2 separate regions of the Homo sapiens genome follow, and region 2 is linked to region 1. The links are chromatin loops, found by intact Hi-C in ENCODE. Cell type or tissue: PC-9. All regions are shown on one strand. Each heading gives the region's core, and the rest is flanking DNA. Links, peaks and the distances in the headings are about the cores only. Region 1 holds the start of PSMB7 (proteasome 20S subunit beta 7). Region 2 overlaps NR6A1 (nuclear receptor subfamily 6 group A member 1).

What was found. A loop is a pair of places that touch in the nucleus more often than their neighbours do. Peaks named below come from ENCODE experiments on the same cell type or tissue, not always from the same donor. Only the 100,000 strongest peaks of a DNase experiment are listed, where the experiment ranks them.
Region 2: it touches region 1 in a loop (13-fold over the local background); 4 of 110 quality-filtered maps call a loop at or near these places.

The regions. Positions count from the first base shown.
Region 1 is chr9:124,413,821-124,426,044 of GRCh38, forward strand. It overlaps PSMB7 (proteasome 20S subunit beta 7), which reads right to left and starts at 1,622. Exons shown (of 8, transcript NM_002799.4): 1 at 1,544-1,622; 2 at 1,022-1,115; 3 at 88-185. The coding sequence starts at 1,605. RefSeq lists an enhancer at 1,529-1,578. In PC-9, for the core only: CTCF peaks have their summits at 5,926 (motif pointing right) and 6,126; no DNase peak of the experiment used is centred there.
Region 2 is chr9:124,610,969-124,623,192 of GRCh38, forward strand. All of the region lies in intron 2 of NR6A1 (nuclear receptor subfamily 6 group A member 1), which reads right to left. Among named protein-coding and RNA genes, the nearest start is that of MIR181A2HG, 41 kb to the right of the region's middle. RefSeq lists an enhancer at 6,681-7,182. In PC-9, for the core only: a CTCF peak has its summit at 6,712 (motif pointing right); DNase peaks (open chromatin) are centred at 6,733, 7,003 and 7,663; H3K27ac peaks cover 1,419 bases.

The sequences.
Region 1 (12,224 bases), core at 2,325-10,324:
AGGTTTTAGTAAGGAGCACAGGAAGGTCAATTTTTAGCCCTGACATGTTTGAAAATATAAGAGTTATTCAAACGAATCAATACTTACTAAATATTAGGAGATATGAAGTGTATTTTTGAACAGTTCTTGTCAGCAACAACCATCCCTTCAGTTGCTCTTGTATCTGCTCCAAGAACTATGCCATCCTATTAAAAAAAAAAGTTTTTAAACAATTTTACAAATATAAGCCAACCGCAACTCTCTATTCTACTTTAGGGAATACTATGTTGGCCATACCACATGCTCCCCTAATCTCAAAACGCCAGCCAAAACTCATAGCAAAAATATTGTGCTACACTTTCAGGATTTAAGAAAAGGTTTCTTAGTAAATGCTACTAATTGAATCCTGAGTAGGTAAGAATTATTCCCATTTTCAAGTGAGGCTCAGGTGTCGGGTAAATTCCTTGTAAATCAGAGCTAATCTGGAAAAAACCTGGATTAAGACTCAGGAATCTTTCCATTAAATTAGCCATCACTATCAATTTCCTTTTAAAACATGTTGCTTTTCTTTAAAACATGTTGCACAGGTAATCATTATCCCTTTTGACGTTTCCAACAATTTAAGGCAGGAGTTATCTCCATTTGATGCATCTGAAGGTGTCCCTGTGAGAAGGAAAGTGAGCTGCCAGAAGTTGGAATCAGCACTATAGAGTTCAAAGGTGAGACAGACCTGTCTGACCCCAAATCTCGTGATCTCCCATCACATACTTCAGCTTCCTAAACTAGTAATTAAGAAGCTAACTGACCTGTTTAAAAAAAAAAAAAAGAAAGAAAGAAAAAACCTCAGCAAAGTGAGGAAAGAACATAAACTGTTAAGAAGCACACAAAACCTGACAAAAGCAGTCGCTCCTGAAAGACGGTCTCCTGATGTATTCTATAGCATTTGCCTTTCCAGACCGAGCCGGGAGAGACACCGGAAGCCAAGTGTTCTGATTCCTGTTGCCGGTTCAGTCACTGCTGCTCTTAGCCTAACCCGGCTTACCTTATAGACCACCCCAGCGATGGTCGTGCCAGTTTTCCGGACCTTTGGAAGCTTGTATCCCCTCTTTGCAAAATCGGCTTCCAAGACGGCATTCCTAAGAGCAAATGAGAGAATCAAGTGTTGAAGGGCAGGACCACATCGCACAGCACTGGCATGAAAAGTGCCTAACAGAGAACTCAGGAAAGCTGCTACTTGTTTTCACGCCCATCTGTTTAATGAATCCTCCCACCATCAGCACTGTTCTCCCGTTTTCCAACGAAGACAGTCTTACAAAGGGGCCGTGACGTGCCTTAGGAGACGGAGATAAACGGTGGCCGAGTGCGCTGGGAAGGTGGGAGAGCAGACCCGGCTTCAGGAGAAACCCACGCCCAGGCCCTGATTCCCCTGAGTCACACTAGCCGCGGGCCACAGGCCCCGCCATGAATTCTTCCCTCAGAATTCTCGTATCACACCTTGGCCCAGCTCCCACCCGAGCACCGCACTCTTCTCCCTCCCTGAACCAAGCCCCAAGCAAGGCGGCACCTGCGGCAGTTATCAAAAGAGAAGCCTCCAACTGGTGGAGCATACACCGACACAGCCGCCATCTTCCCAAGAAAGCAGTTCCGGGTCGGAGGCGGGTGCAAACAAAAAGAGCCGAGCACTTCCGGCGTCGCTGGCAACGGGGGCTGAAGGGGCGGGGCAAACGCCGCACTAGAACGATTGATCTTAGAGATTCTGGTTCCTAGAGAGGCCAGAGATGTTTGAAGTATATCGCCCCAAGTGGCACGGAGGAGAAAGTGACACCCGGAACCGGGAAAGGACTTGTCCAAGGTGAACGCACCAGCGACCAGGTCTCCTGCCGCTCAGACTGGACTTGTTTCTACCGTTAATTTGGTTCTGCGGTGCTTCAGAGACAGACAGACCCAAGTCCCAGGCACAGCCCCACCACCCCCTTGCGTTAAGCAAGTCTCTTCAACTCTCTGAATCTGTTTCCTCCGCTATCAGATGGAGATTACAACCTAGCTCAAAAGGCTGCTGTAGAATGGCCATTAAGTCTGTGAAAAGAGGCTCAACATGATTAGTCATAGGGTGAATGCAAAGCACGACCACAGTGAGATCCCACTTCGCACCCGCTAGGATGGCCATAAACAAAAAGACAGAAAAGCGCAAGGGTTGCGAGAGTGTGGAGAAATTGGAACCCGAATACACGGCTGGTGAGAATGCAAAACGGTGCGGCTGCTCCGGAAAACAATTTGGCAGTTCCCCAAAAAGTATTATCCTCTTAGATACGCACCCGAGAGGGTTGAAGACATGTATTCACAAAAACTTCTACAAAGGTGAGGTAGAAGGCAGGCCTCCATTCAGAGATGGGGCTGAGATACCTGACCAAATTGAGGACTAGCTAAAACAGGGCCTGGACGGAAGCTGTCTTCCCTAAGACTCGCTCACCAGCCAGCCAAGTCAGTTTACCGTTGCCATGGCAACACTCGTGAGTTACCGCCCCTTTCCATGGCAGTGGCACCATAAACCAAAAGTTACTACCCCTTCCCTAGAAATGCCTGCATAAACCACCCCTTAATCTGCATGTAATTAAAAGTGTGTATAAATATGACAGCAAAACTGCCCTGACACTCTGCCTAAGAGGGTAACCCTGCTCTGCAGGAGCAGTCATGGAGCTGTAACGCCGCCACTTCAATAAAGCCGTTTTCTTCTGCCTCTAACTTGCCCTTGAATTCTTTCTTGGGCAAAGCCAAGAACCCTTGTGGGCTCAGCCGCACTTTGGGGCTTACCTGCCCTGCGTCAAAAGGGGTCTCATTGGCTGGGCGCGGTGTCTCACGCCTGTAATCCCAGCACTTTGGGAGGCCGAGGTGGGCGGATCATGAGGTCAGGAGATTGAGACCATCCTGGCTAACACGGTGAAACTCCGTCTTTACTAAAAATACAAAAACTTAGCCAGACGTGGTGGTGGGCACCTGTAGTCCCAGCTAGTCAGGAGGCCGAGGCAGGAGAATAGCTCGAACCAGGGAGGCAGAAGTTGCAGTGAGCTGAGATCACGCCACTGCACTCCAGCCTGGGCAACAGAGCAGAGACTCCGTCTCAAAAAAAAAAGCGAGGGGGGGGTCTCATTATTCACAATAGCCAAATAATGGAAACAAATGTCCATCCACTGATGAATGGATAAACAAAATATGGTAAATTCATTTAATGGAATATTATTAGACCATAAAGAAGTCTGAAGCACAGATACATGTTACAACAGGGATGGACCTTAAAAATATACTGAGGGAAAGAAGCCAGGCACAAAAGGCCACATAGTGTATCATTCCATGTATGTGAAGTGTTCTTAATAGGCAAATCCACAGACAGAAAGTAGATGTTTGGTTGCTAAGGGTTAGGGGAGGAGGAGAGAATGGATAGGACTGTTTAGTGGGCGCAGAGTTTTTGGAAAATGATGAAAATATTCTGGAATTACATAGTGGTATTGGTTGCACGATATTATGAATACACTAAAAACCACTGAGTTGCACACTTTAAAATGGTTAAAATGGTGACTTCTACGTTAGGTGAATTTTATTTTATTTTATTTTATTTTATTTATTTATTTATTTTTTTGAGACTCGGTCTCCCTCTATCACCCAGGCTGGAGTGCAGTGGCATGATCTCAGCTCACTGCAACCTCCACCTCCTGGGTTCAAGTGATTCTCATGCCTCAGCCTCCCAAGTAGCTGGGATTACAGGCATATGCCACCACGCCTGACTAATTTTTGTATTTTTAGTAGAGACAGGGTTTCACCATGTTGGCCAGGCTGGTCTCGAACTCCAGACCTCAAGTGATCTGCCCACCTCAGCCTCCCAAAGTGCTGGGATTACAGGCATGAGCCACAATGCCTTGCCAGTGAATTTCATTTTAATAAGGCTATTGTGAGTATTAAACATTGTACATGAAGACCATCTATCTTAGCATGTAGAAGCTTCTTATAAATAGTTATTATTAATAATACATTCATTTCATCCTGTCAACAAACCTAAGAGATAATTATGTAATTCAACTCATTTTACTGAGGGAATTGAAGGCTCCTTTTACAGCCTGAATGACTGTGGAATGAATTAATTTATTCACTCAACAAATATTTATTGAGCTCCCATTATGCGTCAGACATGGTTCTAGGTGCAAATGAATGAATGAAGCACCTAGAACCAGTGTCTATCACAACTGTGTGTTTAATAAACATTTGTCAAAGGTTGAATTCCCTTTCGTTACCTCTGAGTTTTCCGTTGAAATTAGGGAAATAAATTCATATTCTGCAGTTCTAGCCCCTAGTAACTCAGTAGCTGACCTTACTTGGAAGTATTCCAAATGAATTGAATTTGATTTGATATTACAGAGGTAATCAAGTTAAAAATGAGGTCACTAGGCCCTAATCCAACAGGACTGGCGTCCTTATAAAAATTGGAAATTTGGGTCGGGCATGGTGTCTCACACCTGTAATCCCAACACTTTGGGAGGCCAAGGCAGGTGGATCACTTGAGATCAGGCGTTCAAGACCAGCCTAGCCAACATGGTGAAACCACGTCTCTACTAAAAATACAAAAATTAGCTGGGCATTGTGGTGGGCGCCTGTAATCCCAGCTACTCAAGAGGCTGAGGCAGGGGAATCACTCGAACCTGGGAGGAGGAGGTTGCAGTGAGCCAAAATCATGCCACTGCACTCCAACCTGGGCAACAGAGAAAGACTCTGTCTAAAAAAAAAAAAAAAAATTGGCAATTTGGAGACAGACATGCACACAGGGAGAACCCCATATGAAGATGAAGGTAGACACTGGAGTGATGATCCTATGGGCCAAGGAATGCCAAAAGTTGCCATCAAACCACCAGAAGCTAGGCGCCAGGTCTGGAACAGTCTGCCTCACGGCTCTCAGAAGAAGCAACTTTGCAGACACCTTGCTTTGGACTTGCACCCTCCAGAATGGTGAGACAATAAATTTCTGGTGTTTCAGCCACCCAGATTGTGGTACTTTGTTATAACAGAGCTAGGAAACTCAGACACCTCCTGAGCTCACAGTCCAGGGGAGGAGAGGAAGTCTCAGAAAAGAAAGACTCCCAGCGCTGTGTGCCAACTGCCAGGCGGGGGAAGCATGGGAATGCGAGTGGGGGGCACACACTCTAGGGAAGCCTAGAGGCTCAGACGGTGTGGAGCCCATCGGGACGACAAGGCAAGAGGGTCAGGCACGTGGGCGAAGGCTTGAGATGTGCCAAAAACAAAACCAAACCGAAAACCCTGGACATGGTTTTTAGGAAACAGTCGTGAGGCTTCTGCAGTGGTACCTGCAGCCTCCGGGGGGTGGTGGTGGGTGCCTGAGTCCCGCCGTAGGGTCTCAGTGGGAGCTAGGAAGCCAGGGCCCAGCCAGGCGTGGTGGCTCATGCCTGTAATCCCAGCACTTTGGGAGGCCCAGGCAGGCAGATCACTCGAGGTCAGGTGTTCAAGACTAGCGTGGCCAGCATGGTGAAACCCCGTCTCTACTAAAAATACAAAAGTTAGCTGGGTGTGGTGGCGCCCGCTTGTAATCTCAGCTACTTGGGAGGCTGAGGTGGGAGGATTGCTTGAACCTGGGAGGCGGAGGTTGCAGTGAGCTGAGATCACACCACTGCACTCCAGCCTGGGCAACAAAGCCAGAGTCTGTTTCAAAAAAAAAAAAAAAGAGAAGCCAGGGCCCCGGGCACAGCACAGAGAGCTAGGAAAGCCGTTGTAGAAATGATCTGTGACCTCGATTTGCTTGAGGGAACTTTCTCTTCCTACCTGGGTTTCTTTGGTATCTTTGATTTTTCACACCCAGACTGGGCTGAGGAGGGGACATTGTTTCCTCTTACAGCCTCTGGAGGTGGCCCCGCAGAGGCACTCAGAGCCCAGCAGAGGGCGACCAAGAGCCTCCAGGCGGCCTGGACATAAAGCAAGGGAGTCAGCCGGGCGGGGATGGGGGCAGCCGGGCAGGGATGGGGGCAGCCTCTGCACCTCCAGGCATGTGGAGGGCAACCCTAGATCCCTAGCACTCAGAGATCCCCACTCGGCCTCCCTGCCCAGCATGGCTGCTGCCCCCTGGGACTGCAGCCCAGCCCAGCTGGCCCTCCCCTGGGCCTGGACACAGTCCCACTTCATCCCTGGCAGTGCTACCAACCCCAACTCACCAGTGAAGCCACCACTTCTGCTGTGGATTTGGCTGGGTGACCTCAGGAGAGCCATCAGGCTCTCTGTGCCTCAGTTCCCAAATAACACAGTAACAACCAACAGTCCCTGAGAGCACTCAACATCCTGGGCTTGGACCCAGCCATTCTGTGTGCAGGATCTCATGATCACCCTGGACACCTAGAATGTGCCAGGCAGTAGGAAAGCACAATCAAGAGACAGACACAGAGCCTGTCCTCAGGGAGCTGGCAGTCCCCAGGGACCAGGCATCATGGCCCCACTTTATAGATGAGGCAACCAAGGCCCGGAGAGGTGAAGTCACTAGCTCAAGGTCATACCGCTGATATGACTTGAGAGTCAAACCACACCCCTCCCAGCCACAGACCACACACAGCACCACTTCCCCCACCCCTGACAATAAGGGCCCAACTGGAACCCGAGTTCCAACCGGAACCCAAGTTCCCTCGTATTCTGCCAGCACACAGGTGGGGTTTCCTCCTCCAGGACTCAGGCCAGCTCAGCTACTTGCCAGCTGCAGGACCTTAGGCTGGTGTCTTGACCTCTCCGAAGTTCAGTTTCCTCATCTGTAAAATGACAGACTGTTGCAGTGCTTATCCTGCCCCACACGCATCGAATAAGAACACGCATCGTAAACTATACAACACTTCATGTATTCATTATTTATTAAACCCTTCCTTGGTGCCAAGCTTGGTGCCAACCCTGTGCTAGATGACAGCCTTGGGGGCATTGGTCTGGCGTCTAGGCCTCCAGTTCACTGTGCTAAGTGCCCTAAAGGACACGAGCCAGAGCACAGCCAGGGAAAGAGCTTCCAAGTCTGCCTGAGGCTGCAGGTGGGCACCCAGAGGACAAGAGTTAGCATCAAGACCAGGGGACGAGGGTGCATCTCATGCTGCCGAGAGCTCAGCTGTGCGTGGCCCTGGCATCACCCTGGATTTTCCAAGAGCCCAATAAGCAGCACCCCCCACCCCACCCACCCTGCAGGCTGCCCAGGAACCCAGCATGGGACAGGCCCTCAAAGGCCCACCTGCATCCTCTGTCACGGTAAACACATCTGAGGGTGCACCCTTCAAGGAGACTTGGCCATCTTCCTCTTGCAGGGAAAGCAGCCCATGATGCTCCTGGTTGCTATGGCAACTGGGCCCTTGTTTTTCCTTCTTCATAAATAAGCTATAAATAGACAGGGCAGACCTGGGCGCCTTCCTTTGCATAAATTACAGCAGCTGCTCCAGGCTCCAGGGCCCCTGGCACAGCACCCAGGTGCCAAGCCTCGCTGCATGGGCCACAGAAACACAGCTCCCATGGGAGGGGCGCAGCACGGCACAGGGCAGCATCTCAAAGTGTGGATTCCTACCACCCATCCAGACTCTATTGGGGTGCTGAGCAGATTTTGGGGCCCACCTGAGACCTCCAGAATCCCCACCACTGTGAGCAAGGCCTGGGACGGCTGGGCCCTGAGTTTGCCAACTCCAGCTGCTGGAGAGCAGGAGGGGGCATCCCTCCCTTCTTCGTATCCAGGGGCTGTTCAAGTCACAGTGAAATCATGAGAATACTCCGCACTTCCTCAGTGGGTTCCAACAACCAAACACTCTCCCCACCTGGTTTAATCATCATGTTTAACATCTATTTACTGAATCCTTTCTCTATGCCAGGTGCTACGGTAATCACCTTCCATGCCACAACCCAATTCATTCATCAAAACACCATCTGAGGTTTCCAGCTTACAGGTAGGGGACTCTCCACTTGGAGACAGGAGTTGTAACACAAGGTCACGCAGTTGGTCAGCAAGAGAACTGGAATTTGAACCCAAGCCTGTCCTGGTTAAAGCTCATGTTCTTAATCCCAGCCTCTCCTTTTAGCATACCTGATTCTCTTAATAATTTCCGAGGGAGGGAACAGCAGGTGGGATCCTTTAAGGGGGAAGGAACAGAAAAAGGAGCTGAGACTCAGAAGGACCAGGGCCCGACCCACAGCTTCACAGGGAGGACAGTCAAGGCTGAGACTTGGGTCTGTGGAAGGCAGGCTGCAGAGAGTGGAATTACTTTCCCTAAAGAGGGGAAGATTCGGGGAGACACAATTGCCTGGAGGGCCTGGGCAGACTTCTTGGAGGAAGTGAAGCTGTAACAGAGTCTTGGAGAATGGCAGTGGAGAGAAGGAAAAAAGCATTCGAGACAGAGAGAGCAGATAAAGCATTCAAGAAAAAAGCATTCAAGACAGAGAGAGCAGATAAAGCATTCAAGAAAAAAGCATTCAAGACAGAGAGATAAAGGCTCGGAGGTGTGGTAGCGCCATCCGGCTGGCAGGATAGCAGGCAGATCAGTCCGGTTATGGGCCAGGGGCAATGTGGCCAGCTGGCCAGGCCCCAGTTAAGAAGGGCCTTGTAGAGGCCAGGCGTGGTGGCTCATGCCTGTAATCCCAGCACTTTGGGAAGCTGAGGCGGGCAGATCACCTGAGGTCAGGAGTTCAAGACCAGCCTGGCTAACATGGTGAAACCCTGTCTCTACGAAAAATACCAAAAAAATTAGCCGGGCTTGGTGGTGCACATCTGTAATCTCAGCTACTTGGGAGGCTCAGGCATGAGAATCACTTGAACCCAGGAAGTGGAGGTTGCAGTGAGCCAAGATTTCACCACTGCACTCCAGTCTGGGCGACCGAGTGACACTGTCTCAAAACAAAAAGAAGAAAATCCTTGCAGGCTGGCTCAGAAGCCTGGGCCTATCGCAAGGACATTGGGAAGCCATCAGTTTTTTTTTTTTTTTTGAGATGGAGTCTTGCTCTGTCACCCAGGCTGAAGTGCAGTAGTGGGATCTCTGCTCACTGCAGCCTCCGCCTCCAGGGTTCAAGCAACCCTCCTGCCTCAGCCTCCCAAGTAGCCAGGATTATAGGTGTGCACCACCACACCCAGCTGATTTTTGTATTTTTATAGAGATGGGGTTTCACCATGTTGGCCAGGCTGGCCTTGAACTCCTGACCTCAAGCGATCCACCCACCTTGGCCTCCCAAAGTGCTGGGATTAGAGGCGTGAGCCACCACCCCAGCCTCCATGGAATGCTTTTGAGCAGAGAATCAACATGACCTCTAGAGAAAACGGGTTTCCTGCTTGACGTGGGGGTTTGAACAGGGCTCATCACCCGGGACAAGGTATTCTGAAGGCTGCTGAACCACGGGTGCTTTCTCCATCAAATCTTGCAGGATCCATCTCTGAATGTGTCTCCCGGACCCAGACACATCCAGCCCCATTATCTTCTCCATGCTTCAGACCTGCCTCGCCCTAGGTAAATGCTGCTCCATTCATTCACTCATTCATTCACTCCTTCAGATGTTCCTTACATAAACTCCAATCCTGTGTCTGGTACCATGCGACGCACAAGAAAACAAAGACTCTGCCCTCAAGAGAAATGGATACAGAAATAAATAAGCAAGTAAAAGGATCAGAAGGTTCTGATAGAGACTGTGTGGATTACAGAGATTCCAAGGAGAGAAAAAGTCAACTCCCCCAGGGGAGGAACAGCAGCAGCAAATGCTCTGAGGAAAACAGGAGACTGTAAACAGGACGCAGAAGAGGAGCAGGGGTTGGCTAGCTGGGGTTGCAGCGAGAAGAGAGTGGGCAATTCCAGAAGGAGGGGACAGTGTGAGCAGATCCGTGGAGGCGGGAAACAGCTGGGCTTGTTGGAGAACAGAAGATGAGAGGAGTAAGAGGGCGTGGGCAGCTGGAAACCGGGCATCCCAGAGTAGGAGGCAGGGGACAGAGGCTGACACATCACAGTGTGTGAAAACCACTCCGGCAGCCCGTGGGAGGACGGATGGACAGGGAGAGAATGAAAGTGGGAGAGCAGGGGCGGTGGGGGTGCTCCGGCCACAGATCAGGGAGGAGAGGAAGGTAGCCTGAAGTAGGGTGGTGACAGTGAGAACAGCGAGAGGGAACAGTCACTGGAGATATGACAGAGGCCAGATAGACAGCACATGGTTGAAGTTTGGATGTTGAGGAGAGGTAAAAGGAGGAGTCGACGTTGTTCTCCGGGTTATCTGACTTTGGTAGCAGGAAGGTCCACGTGGGTGCCTTGGGGACACGTTGCATTGGAGGTCCCCGTGGGTCCCTGGAGCTCGAGAGAAGGGTCTGGGCTGGGGAGAGAGTTGCAGGAGTTCTCCAACAGCAGCGAGAAGGCTGTGGAAGTCCCAAATGTGAAGACAACACAGGAGAGTGGGCAAGGGAGAGAAGAGAGCTAGGGATGGTCCCATGTGTCAGGCAAGCAAAGACCGAGTGGGCAAAGAGTGGAGTGAAGGGGAACTAGAGGGGAGTGACATCACAGCCGCCAAGATCAGAGTGCCCGGAGATGCAGGGAGAGCACCTGAGTCCAGCACCACAGACTCCAGCAAGCAAGAGGAGGACAGAACTGTGTCCATGGGGCCATCAGGTCTGACAAAGACCTTTTCTGTAATGATAATACTCAGTGTTAGGGATGATCTGGTGAGATGAGCACCTTTAAGGGTTGCTAGTGGGAAGGCAAAATGGTATAATAGGAGCTTCTGGAAAGCTCTTTGCCAGAATAGTTCACGATCCTTGAAAAAGTCCAGAACATTTGACCCCAACATTCCCCTTCTAGGGATCTATCTTCAGTCAAAGATTGGTGTATAAAGACGTTCATCATAGAGGTCAGGTGTGGTGGCTCATGCCTGTAATCCCAGCACTTTGGGAAGCCGAGGCGGGAGGATCACTTGAGGCCTGGAGTTTGAGATCAGCCTGGGCAACATGGTGAGACCTCATCTGTACAAAAAATAGAAAAATTGGCCAGGCAAAGTGGCACGCACCTGCAGTCCCAGCTGCTCAAGAGGTTGAGGTGGGAGGATCACTTGAGCCCAGGAACTCGAGGCTGCAGTGAGCTGTGATTGTGTTCACCGCACTCCAACCTAGGCGACATAGTGCAACCCCATCTGTTAAAAAAAAAAAAAAAAAAAGGTTCATTGTAGCATTATTCATAGTGGATTATATATTGAATAATGAAGTATATATTGGATACTGAAATGGATTAAATGTTATAATATGTAGCAATATTATAATGAAAATCTAGAAATCACTTTAATGTCAAACAATGGGAGAATAGTTAACTAGTTTATATGAAATTTATGAGGCCAAGAAAAATTATCTTCAATGCATGTTTAAGGACAGAAGAAAGAATGAGAAAATGGACACAATGTGTATGGTTTTATGTGTGGGGGTATACATTCTTTTTTTAAAAAAATCCTATTATTAATAGTGGTAATTCCTTGCTGGTGGGATTTCAGCAAGGATTTTTTTTTCAAATTTTCAAGTTCTCTACATATTTATTACTTTTTTCCTCCAAATTATCATTGTGAAGTTTTTCAGAGCTTCAGAAAGCTACAAGGATGGTTCAATAAACACACAGAGACTCTTTATCCCAGATTTACCATTTTCTCTTCTCTCTCTCGCTCTGAACCATTTGAAAGTTACACAACACAGCTGGGCGTGGTGGCCCACGCGTGTAATCCCAGCACTTTGGGAGGCCGAGGCGGGTGAATCACCTGAGGTCAGGAGTTGGAGACCAGCCTGGCCAACATGGTGAAACACCATCTCTACTAAAAGTACAGAAAATTAGCCAGGCATGGTGGCGGACTCCTGTAATCCCAGCTACTCAGGAGGCTGAGACAGGAGAATCACTTGAACCCAGGAGGCAGAGGTTGCAGTAAGCTGAGATCACACCACTGTACTCCAGCCTGGGCAATAAGGGCGAAACTCTGCCTCAAAAAAATAAATTTTTATATATATACATATATATATACGTATATACACACATATGCGTGTATGTATATACGTATATATGTATATATGTGTGTATATACGTATATATGTATACGTGTGTGTATATACGTATATATGTATACATGTGTATATACGTATATATGTATACATGTGTGTATATACGTATATATGTATACATGTGTGTATATACGTATATATGTGTATATGTGTGTATATACGTATATATGTGTATATGTGTGTATAT
Region 2 (12,224 bases), core at 2,240-10,239, 200 kb after region 1:
TCTGAATCTCAGGTTGGAGTGCTATTTGAGGATACTACCTGGAAGTATCCTTTTCCTGACCCATTCAGTAGTTTAGCCTTCTTCAAAACTTACTGTGCGGAAGGAGGAGGCAGGTATAGTGGGCTTTGGAGTTAAACATGTTCAGTGTCCCACAGTAAGATACAATAACTTTCTTTTATCTCTGTGAGCCTTCACTTCCCTTACCAAAAAAAAAACAAAATTGGGATCAGGCCATTTTGGTTGAGAATGTATGTAAAATACTTCTCATTATCACTAAAGTACTTATCATAGGCCCAGCAAACCTAGCAGTAGTTATTATTTTCCTTACTTCCAGAACCATGAGTCACGTTCTCTACAAGAATCTCTGTTTTCAAGCCCATTAGTGAGACAGAGTGCTTGCTCAGACATCCGTAGGGAAGAGATCCCCCAGAGTAGCCACCAAAGACTACTCTCCAGTCTTTGCTCCAAAATTAGAGACAATTTAAGGCTGGGCACAGTGGTTCACACCTCTGATCCTAACACTTTGGGAGGCTAAGGCAAGAGGATTGCTTGAGGCCAGAAGTTTGAGACCAGCCTGGGCAATATAGTGAGACACTCACTTCTACAAAATTAAAAATTAAAAGAAAAAAAATCAGCTGGGCATGGTGGCACATGCCTGTAATCCTAGCTATGTGGGGGGCTGAGGTGGGAGGATCACTTGAGCCTAGGAGGTCGAGGCTCCAGTGAGCCGTGATTACACCACTGTGCTCCAGGCCTGCACAACAGAGTGAGACCCTGTCTTAGAGAGAGAGAGAGAGAGAGAGAGAGAGAGAGAATGAGAGAGAATGAGAGAGAATTCAGCATTCAGAGCAGGTCAACACTGAGCAATTCCCATTCTGTGCTAAGCTGGGGATGGGTAGGTCAAGATGAATGAGTCAAGATCTTATCCTTGAAGAGCTCAAGCCAGCAAGCCAGTGTAAGGGATAATGATATCTATCTTAGAAGAGGGGCAAAATACAAGGTGTGCTCAGAGAAGAGGTGCTTGTCTTAGCTGGGGTGCCAGTAGCTCACCACTATTTTCTTGGAACCTAATATGTATCTGATGAATATCTGGAAGGGTTTCCCAGAGAAAGTGATAGCTGAGCTGTGCAGCTATACTGTTTAGCTCCTTGTGTCCCAGAACCTTGTGCTTTTTGATAAGGTTTCCAAACAAAACTAAACAAGGAATTTAAAGCAGATGTCAAGTAACAAAGGATAGGTTTCCACTGCTGACTTGAACCACTCTTCTCTTCTGCCCCTCACTCTCATAGTCCACCCAGATTCCCAGGAGCAACCTTCATTTGGAACAAAAGACAAGACTTATGCAGACCCTCCATAGAACTGACCCCGGGCTCAGATGTGTAAGGACAAATCAGTGTGGAAAGCAGAGAAAAAAACAGTTCCAGGACTGAGAGGAGACCAATGACTTCTAGAAAATGCTTTCCTGGGACTTCTTCAAGCATCCCTTCTTGACAAGCCTGCTTGGACAGATACCCCAGCATCTCTTCAGGACTTAAAATAGCACTGCACCTAAAGGGAAGAGTACCAGGAACATAAGCAGGGGGAGCTCACATCTGAGCACTATGCAAAGGAACCTCATAGATACTCCCCTCTTCTCAGTTACTTAACTGGGTTAGCAGATGGGCCAGTTGCAAATCACACCAATCTAAGAATTTGCCTGCCAAGGAATTATACCCTTAAAAATGATCCAATTTCAGTTACAACTCTTGTACTGTGGGTAAGGTAAACCCCCATATATCCTATCAATGTCAATGCAAAGTAGTAGTTTGGGTTTTTCTTTCTTTCTTTTCTTTCTTTCTTTCTTTCTTTCTTTTCTTTCTTTCTTTCACATCTTCCATCACACAACCATTATACAAATTGGTACAACATTTTGAGAGGTTATTTTTGGCATTATTTATTAAAGCCAAGCCCATGCTTTAAAATGCCCATGCCATTTAATATAGCAGTTCTAATTCTAGGAATGTACCTTACAGAAGTACTTGTGCAGGAGTGAGAAGATATTCATGGCAGTACTGTATATAGTAGCTAAATAAATTTTAAAATTCAAAGCCAGGAGTGGTGGCTTATACCTGTAATCCCAGCCTTTGGGAGGCTGAAGAGGAAGGATCGCTTGAGGCCGGGAGTTTGAGACCAGCCTGGCCAACATGGTGAGACCCTATCTCTACAAAAAATTTAAAATTTAGCTGGATGTGGTGGCACATACCTGTAGTCCCATCTATTTGGGAGCTGACACGGAAGGACCAATTAAGCCCAGAAGTTTGATGCTGCAGTGAGCTAAGAAGGTGCTACTGCACTCCAGCATGGGCAAGAGAGCAACCCTGTCTCTAAAATAAAATTAAAATTAAAATTAAAATTAAGGCCTGGTGTGGTGGCTCACACCTATAATACCACCACTTTTGAAGGCCAAGGTGGGCAGATTGCTTGAGCCCAGGAGTTTGAGACCAGCCTGGGCAACATGACAAGACCGTCTCTAAAAAAATAAATAAAAATAAAAAACACAAAAATTAGCCAGGCATGGTGCCACACACCTGTAGTCCAAGCTACTAGGGAGGCTGAGGTGGGAGGATCGCTTGAGCCTGGGAGGTTGAGGCTGCACTGAGGCGTGAGCAAGCCACTTTCACTCCAGCCTGGGTGACAGGGCAAGACTCTATCTCAAACAAAACAAAAAATAAATAAGTAAATAAAAATTAAAAGAAAAGCTCAAACTTTGCAATCAATAGGGGGATGGCTAATAAATCTGTATAATACAAAGAACATTACTGGCATAAAGAAGTCTATAATATCTTGTTAATGAAAAGAATCAGTTTGATCTCATTTACAAAAACATATATTTAAAAGTATATAAAAGTTTACAGATGGACTTCTGCCACCCTAGCCAAGATGGAGTAATGGGGACCAGATTTGGTCACCTGGCTGGGGCAACTACAGAGCTGGACAAACCATATAAAACAATGATTTTCAGGTACTGGACCTCAGGCGGCCAAAGACAGTGACTCCAGAGAAAGAGGAAACAAATAAGGGAAGTCCTACAAATACCCACCGAAGCCCTGAGTTTCCAGCCTAGAGCACAGGAAGGGAGAACCCAGGTAGAGCTCAACAGTCCCAAGAGTTGAGGATTAGAAGCTGGGAGTCCAGGAGGCAGGGCAGCTGGAGTTCACAAAGAAGAGGGCTAGGAGGGAGAGGGCTATGCAGAGAGAGCACAGCTGAGATCTGCAGAGGGGTCCTCCAAGTCTTCAGCTGAGGACTGATCAGTGCACATATACGAGAAAAATTACCCAAAGCCAGGGAAAAAATCATCCCAAAGGAGTAGAGGGAACAATTCTGGGGCTCCATAGGGCCAAGAATAGTTTCTGTCTCCACCAGCCAGAATGAAAAACTTTCAAAGTTAGAGAATTTATTTCCTGAAAGTCCTAATTAGCATTTATATATCCCCCAACAACTGGCCCTCGGGTATTCTAAGAGCACTGATTCACTTATCAGATTAGCTGTTTGTCCTATTCAATCTATAAATGATAGAATCTAAGACAGGTGGTGATGGCAGGTTTGTGGCATGAGAGATGGATAAGTCAGCAGGAGCCAGAGAGGCAACTCCAACGGGTTGAGAGAATAGATCCTAAAAATATACTCTGCCTTAGGCTCCTCTTGACATAGACAAAAGTCCGCCACTATATGCAAAAATTCCCTTTGTAAATCAGCTTGGCACAAAAATGACTGTAAAGATAATATCATCATAACCCCTCCTCAATGAACTGGCTACCACACTGAAATTTTCTTTTTTTGTTGGTGCTTTTCAAGTCTCTGCAACTCTGCCCAAACAGACCTTCCCATTTACCATGTCCTTCTTCTTTGCAAGAGACACTCAAATGCATTAAAGACAATCCTTGCAAGCCTATTCCTGGAAAAATGGCTCTTCACAATCTTATTTGCCCTTGTGGTCCCAGTGATATAACTGGATTCAAAGCCTGGTATTGCTCTTTTAATGGTGTTTACTCAGTCCTGGTGAGGTTCACTTTTCACACAAATAAGATAGTTGGATTCCACTGAATGTTTCTATTCAGATCAAGTTAATACAAAGTTGGAGAGCTTAGATTCTTTATCATGTAACTTTGAGAATGCTCAGATGAATGCAGCATAAAAAGAAATTGCTGAACTTCCAGGCTAATGCATTAAAAACTGCATAGAATGTAATTCCATCATTACAATGCCCTAATTAGAAAGATAAATTAAGCAAAATGGGTAGGATGCTTTTTACAGTAAGTGTTTCACAACTAGTCATAATGATTTGAAAATCAACACTCAGCAAAATGATAATAGGCCTCTGAGAGGAAACTGGAGTAGGCACATATAGTTGGGGTTCCAGCGTGGGCACCAGGTACAAAACTGAGAAGTAAAATCCTGGTCTCTTAAAGGCCCATATAGCACCTTTAAAATCCTGCATGTGTATATGGTGAATTCTATAGAGGTCAAACACTGGAAACTAGCAAAGGTTATTATAATCAGTAGCAACACAATATTTATTTCAACTATTTCGTAATCCTAATTATCCCAACCTTCCAACTTTCTCCATTCCCCCACAAAGCACCTAACAAATCCTTGTGAAATATAAGGGTTTTTGCCTTTTTTTTTTTCCCAGAATGATACAAAACTTGGTAAGCAGACACTGAGTCACAAGGCTTTTGTCAAAGAGCTGAACAAGAGAAGACTGATTATAGGTTAAAATTTACATGTTCCTGGAATTCAGACAATTAAAATGAGCAGTAGCTAGAATGTTTGGAGCCAGAAAAACTTTGCCACTTAGTACTTGTACAATCTTAGGTTTTATTTATTTATTTATTTATTTATTTTGAGACAGAGTCTCGCTCTGTAGCCCAGGCTGCAGTGCAGTGGCACAATCTCCGCTCACTGCAACCTCCATGACCATGTTGGTCAGGCTGGTCTTGAACTCCTGACCTCAGGTGATCTGCCTGCCTCAGCCTCACAAAGCTGGGATTACAGGCGTGAGTCACCACGCCCAGCTCATTTCTGTTTTAAAACCAAGTTTTATTTGGCCATAAAACTTGTTGGCAGCTCATGAAACAGAAATTTCCTGAGATAGAAAAGAACTAATTGGACAGGCGCAGTGGCTCACATCTGTAATCCCAGCACTTTGGGAGGCCGAGGTGAGCAGATCACCTGAGGCCAGGAGTTCAAGACCAGCCTCGCCAACCAACATGGTGAAACCCCAACTCTACTGAAAATACAAAAATTAGCCAGGCATGGTGGCGCATGCCTGTAATCCCAAGCTACTCCACTGGCTGAAGCAGGAGAATCGCTTGAACTCGGGAAGCGGAGATTGCAGTGAGCCAAGATCGCGCCAATGCACTCCAGCCTGGGCGACAAAGCGGGACTCCATCTCAAAAAAAAAAAAAAAAAAAGAAAAGAACTAGAACTAATCACAATCCCACAACCACATAAACAAAAACATATATATTATAATATACTGAGGGGGTGTCTTTCTAAGCATAACATGAAATCCAGATATCATTAAAGAAATGATGATCAGATCTGCATCTATATAAAGGTCTAACTTCTAAAAGGCAAAGATCCCAAAATATATATACATACTTATACACACACATATATTAGTATTTACAAAACATAAAGAGTTCCTAAAAATCAGTAGGAAAAAGACAAGCAAACCACCCAATGGACAAAGAATATGACCAGGCAAAGATGCCCTAATATGATTAGAATGAGTAACAGTGAAAAGGTCACTAATAAAAACTCAAAAGTAAAGCAACCATTATAAACCATTTCTCATCAGATTGGCAAAAAATTAAAAATAGTGGTATATTTCAGTGGTGAAGTTTTGAAGAAATGGGTATGCTCATACAATGCTGGTGGTTGATGTACAACTTGAAAACAGCTTACAGGATCTACCAACATTTAAACTACACACACCCTGTGACCCAAAAATACCACTTCTCTCCATCTTAGAGAAATACACATGTTCACAAAAATATACGTATAAGGCACATTTATTACAATTTTAAAAAGTCAGAAGAAACCTAAATACTGATCAGTAGAGGAAGAGCCAAGATGGAGAGATGGGTAAGGAGATTAGAAACCAGACTTTTAGACTTCACCCAGTCAATCTGCAAGTCACTCATTCTAGATTTCAGCCAGGCTGCCAATCATTCAGCTAATTCCTCCCTCCCGTTGTTTATTAGCACCACTAACATAAAAGGAAATCACTCCAGCTTTGAGAGCCAATTTTGAAGATTCCCGGGTGGCCCTTATCCTACATAAGGCATTTCTTCAATGGCTGCAATTGGTATATTCTGCCTGGTTTTTGTTTTGTGGTAAATATTTTCATTCTATTTTTGTCTTTTATATAGTCAATTTCAGCAGCTGTAAGCCAGTCAACTGAATGGAAACACAATTAGCTAGCGCAGGGCACCTAGGTGTTATTATTTGGCCACTACAAATAATGCTACAGGGAAAGTTTCTGTACTTGTATCTTTTCTAGTGTCTGATGAGCTATTTTCAAAGGAAAAAGTCTTAGGGCTGGGTTATGAAGTTGGAAACTATAGAAAGCTTTATGAGTGGCTCCCTACAGCTTTGTCAGTTCCCCTAGTGATTGGACCCATCCAAACCGCTGTGGGTGTCCTAGAGTCCACCAGCAGAGGGCAGCATCCCCCAGACCAACAAGGCCTCAGGATGCAGACATTAAGCCTGGGGAGTGAAGAAAAGTGATCAGAAGACAAAGGCAAAATCCACAGAACATGCTAACCAGGGCTTCCAAAATTTGGGAGGTATGGCAGACCCTCGTACCTGCAAGATAACTGGGATTATCCACAACTAGCAACACCTAACACTCAGTGTCCTTGATTCCTTAACTGGCACCAAGATAAAAAAAAGTCACCTCCTCTTAAACAGGTATATATACTGGCCATGCCAAACCTTTATCAACTAGAATCTTGCCAAGCAACAAAGATTACTGAAGCCCAACCCCTGGGGAGACTAAACAGGCGATGCATTATGCTGCTGGCCTCATTTTGGCAGTTTCTGTTGAAAGAAAGAATGGAAAGGGCAAACCTACATATCCATCACAAATGTCTGGTTTCTCATTCCCTTTACTTGGCTTCATTTTAAACTGAGCTGGGGGCAAGGGAAGGATACTGTAAGCAGCAATGAGTTGAAAGGTAACCATGGCCAGGTACGGTGGCTCACACTTGTTATCCCAGCACTTTGGGAGGCTGAGGTAGGCGGATCACTTGAGGACAAAAGTTCGAGACCACCCTGGACAACATAATGAAACCCCATCTCTACTAAAAATGCAAAAAATTAGATGGGCGTGGTGGCATGTGCCTGTAATCCCAGCTACTCAGGAGGCTGCGGCAGGAGAATCACTTGAACCCGGGAGGCGGAGGTTGCATTGAGCCGAGATTGCACCACTGCACTCCAGCCTGGGCAACAGAGTGAGACTCTATCTCAAAAAATAAAAAAAATAGAATAAAGGAAAAAGAAAGGTAACCACGAGCCCAGAGCAGTTAGGTTACAGGTCAAAGAAAACAGAAATCACTATGGTTGAAATGTCTCCAACAGTGTTCACTTTAGATCATTAACCAAGTGAGTCATCCTAAATTAATCTGAACTAAAGTTTGGGCCACTCGATATTTCAGCTCTTGAAGGTCTAGGGAAATACCACATCCTTACCTATCAAGAGGCGAGACACAACAACTATTATTTGCCATTTGTTCACTGCCACTGATATGCTAACTTCTCCCTGGAACATTTATATGATCTGTATCACAGCCCACACTACAGTCATAATAAATAATACAGCATTGGTGAGAATAGGAAAGCAGGCTCTCTTACACCCTGATTGCAGAGTTGAGGTGGTAGGAGAGTAGGGGTGGGAGCAGTATTTACCACCATTTGGGGGAGGACGAATTTAGCAGCACCAAGATTCAAATGGATAAACTCTTTCACCTAGAAATTCCACTTCCAGGGTTTTACGCTACAAAAGTAATGCCATAAGTAAGCAAAGTATTATACAAGGATATTCACTGCAGCCCTATTCATAATAGAGAACAAATAAAAACAATCTAATTCCCACCAACAAAAGATGAATGAAATAAATCCTGGCATATCTATTAACGCAACCATTCGTTAAAACAATGAGACAGATCCATGAATCATATCATGGAACAATCTCTAACACAAATTAAGTGAAATAAAACAAGCTACACAATTAAGTATGTAATTTTAATTAAAAAAAAAATTTTTTTTGAGACAGGGTCTCCCTCTGTCGCCCAGGCTGGAGTGCAGTGGCGCAATCTTGGCTCAATGCAACCTCCGCCTCCTGGGCTAAAGTGATCCTCCTGCCTTGGCCTACCAAGTAGTTGGGACTACAAGCGCCTGCCACCACACCTGACTAATTTTTGTATCTCTGTAGAGATAGTGTTTCACCACGTTTCCCAGGCTGGTCTGAAACTCCTGAGCTCAAGCAATCTGCCTGCCTTGGCCTCCCAAAGCGCTGGGGTTACAGGCATGAGCCACCATACCTGGACTATAATTTTTACTTTTTTTAAAAAAACTGCATGTTTGGAAAGTCTAGAACCAGAGTATACATCAGACTGCCCAGGTTTCAGTTTTGGCCTGCTGCTTACTAGAAGTGTGACTTTACACTTCATCCTCAAACTTCAGTTTCCTTATCTGTAAAATAGGGAGGGGGGCACATATTGCCTTCAAAGGATTATGATGAAAATTCAATTCATTTATTTTATTGGCTGGCTGAGGTGGCTCACGCCTGTAATCCCAGCACTTTGGGAGGCCGAGGCAGGTGGATCACCTGAGGCCAGGAGTTCGAGACCAGCCTGACCAATATGGTGAAACCCCGTCTCTACTAAAAATACAAAATTAGCCAAGCATGGTGGTGCATGCCTGTAATCCCAGCTACTTGGGAGGCTGAGGCAGAAGAATCGTTTGAACTTGGGAGGCAGAGGTTGCAGTGAGCCAAGATTGCGCCATTGCACTCCAGCCTGGGCAACAAGAGCGAAACTTCATCTCCAAAAAAAAGAAAATTCAATTAATTTGTTTTATTGTTTTATATACATATATAAATATAACTGATTACACACAAATAAGGTAGCACAATATAAATGAATATATATAAATAAGGTACCTGCCATATAGCAAATGCTCAGAAGATATAGAAGATGATAATGATTATTATTAACATCACTACCTCTGAGAAGTTGAATTAAGGAGGTAACTTTGATTTACCAAGTTTTATACTTCCGTAAATAAATAATTTTTCAGAATAGGCATGAAGTACTTTTATAATTAAAAGATATACCCTTATTCCCAAGAGAAATGAAAACATATGTCCAAAGACTTGCATGTGAATGTTCATAGTAGCATTATTCACAAATGCTCATCAACTGGTGAATGGATAGATAAAATGTATGGCATATCCATACACTGGAATATATTCAGCACAAAAAGGAACTGACTACTCAAGTGCTATGGCACGGACAAACTTCAAAACCACCATGCTACGTGAAAGCAGCAAGACACAGATAATACATATGGTATAATTCAATTTATATGACATGTCCAGAAAAGACAAATCTATAGAGACAGTAGGATTAAGGATTGCTGGGTTTAACAGTAAAAGGGCAGAAAGGTCCTTATTAAGATGATGAAAATGTTCTAAAACTGATTTGTGGTAATGGTTGCAAAACTTGGTAAATATACCAAACATCGCTCAACTGTACAGAGTAAATTATGATATGTGAAACATGTCTCATTGTTTAAAAAAAAAAAAAAGGTTTAAAAAGATACATCCTTACAAAACCATGCCTATTTTACACTTATATAATGCTCTGCCCTTGGGAGGGGCTTTAACTTGCATTTCTCTATTTCATCCTCCTAACTATCATGTGAGGCAGACAGAGTAGGGACCATGCTCTTTGGAGAAAAAAGAAAAATGATGTTCAGATTAGGCCACAGCTACTGCTAGCAAATAAAGCACCCAGAGCCCAGATCGAAACACAACTAACTCAATAGATACAGTGGTAAAAATGTACCAAGACTTCAAGATTCCAGGAGTAATAACCAAACAGTGATCACAAGTACAGTGATGACCAGGGGCTTTGCCTGCAAAGTATACTCCTTTTTAAAATTCTTTAACTTTTTGAATAAATGTGCACTTAAGAAATCTGACATAAAACATGCTTTTTGTTCCTTACACAGTCTGGCTAAAAGTCACATCATTATGGATATGCATAGATTCCCTGACACAAGAAGAAACTTCCTTTTCAGTAGCTCAAAAAATGCTTAGCATACATTGGGGATTCAAGAAATGCTTATTAGGCTGGAAGTGGTGGCTCACACCTATAATCCCAGCACTTTGGGAGGCCGAGATGGATCACTTAAGTCCTTGAGTTTGAGACTAGCCTAGGAAACACAGTGAGACCCAATATCTTTAAAAAAAAAAAAAAAGAATGAGTGGGGTGTGGTGGTGGTGCAAGCCTGCAGTCCCAGTAACTTAGGAGGATACGGTGGGAGTATCACTTCAGCCAAGGAGGTTGAAGTTGCAGTGAGCTGTGACCATACCACTGCACTGGAGCCTGGGTGACAGAGTAAGACCTTGTCTCAAAAAAAAAGAAAAAGGAAAAAAAGGAAATGCTTCTTACTAATATGAAAAATAATAGCAAATTTTTTAAAAGTTTAATTTGAACATACTGTAAATGAATCTAGCATTTCATTTTGTACAGAAAAACTGAAGAGAAATGACAAGAGATAAAACCTAAACCATAAGCCACACAGAAATGTTTTTGAGGGGGCAGGGGAGGAAGGTGGTTAATTTTTGGCAATCATTGTGCTAAAAAGCCACAGGCATTCCCAGCACCAGGCAAGCAACCAAGAAAATAACAGCCGAGCATGGTGGCTCGTGCCTATAATCTCAGCACTTTGAGAGGCCGAGGCGGGCTGATCTCTTGAGCCCAGGAGTTTGAAACCAGCCTGGGAAACATGGTGAAACCCCGTCTCTAACAAAAATACAAAAAAATTAGCCGGGCATGGTGGCATGCAGCTGTGGTCCCAGCTACTTCGCAGGCTGAGGTGAGAGGATCGCTTGAGCCTGGGAGGCAGAGGTTGCACTGAGCTGAGATCACACCACCACACTCCAGCTTGGGTGACAGAGTGAGAAGAAAACAAAAGTCTGGCATGACCAACCAGTATTTTCCCACGCTCTTCTCCAGTTTACACTGACTAGGGTTTACAGAACTGCAACAAGAATTGGTTCTGTGTGTAATATCCCATGTCCTTCACACTAAACTGGGTTGACAATGTCGGTGATCTCCCTAAGTCCCGTTTTCCAGATGGAAAACTAGGTTCAGACCGGCAAAACAGCAAAGTTTCTTTGACATTTTCTGTTGCTCACTGCTAAAAAGATTATGGCTTTTCAGCTGTTAATTGAAACACTGTGTGTCAAATCCTGATGCCTAGTTGAGATAACTTTACTTAATCACATTCTCTGAGGAGAAATGTCTTAGAAATAGCTGTTAAATAAAATAAAAGTTAAGCAAACTACAAATACTGAACCACTATAACGTATTTGGGACTTTTGTTTTGATACTTGATATATTTTTTCAGGATTTGGGCACCTACAGAGGATAAAGACTATCAGGAAAAGTCACAAGCCATAAAGAAACAGGTTTTGGGAATGGGGTAGAGCAACAAAAACACTGGAAAACCTTAAAAAAAAAAGAGTAGGAAATTGAGCTCAATTCTGGCTTCAATGGGGGTGGAGGAATGAACTTCTCACAGAGGTGTAGATCCTGCACAAGCAGGGCACAATGTCTGAACGGGTTCAATTTGAAAAAGGGATTTTGCAGAGAGAAATGGACCTTGGAAAATGGTCTATAAACCAATGGTTGTTGGGGTCCCTCAGAAGACTCACAATGTAATAAAACTACAGAAGCATAACAAGGAGGCTATGATGAACTCAGGGCCAGGCAATACTACTAAAAATCCAGAAGTATATTTCCCTCCACAGTGTGCCAAATAAGAGGTCTATCCCTGTAGAGGTTGGCAGGATTGTCTCTGCCTCTCTTATCAGCCAGCCCTCTGCAGAGGTCATGGCAGGACAAGAAAGGGAAACTGTCAAAATGAAGTGACTTGAAGGAAGGTAG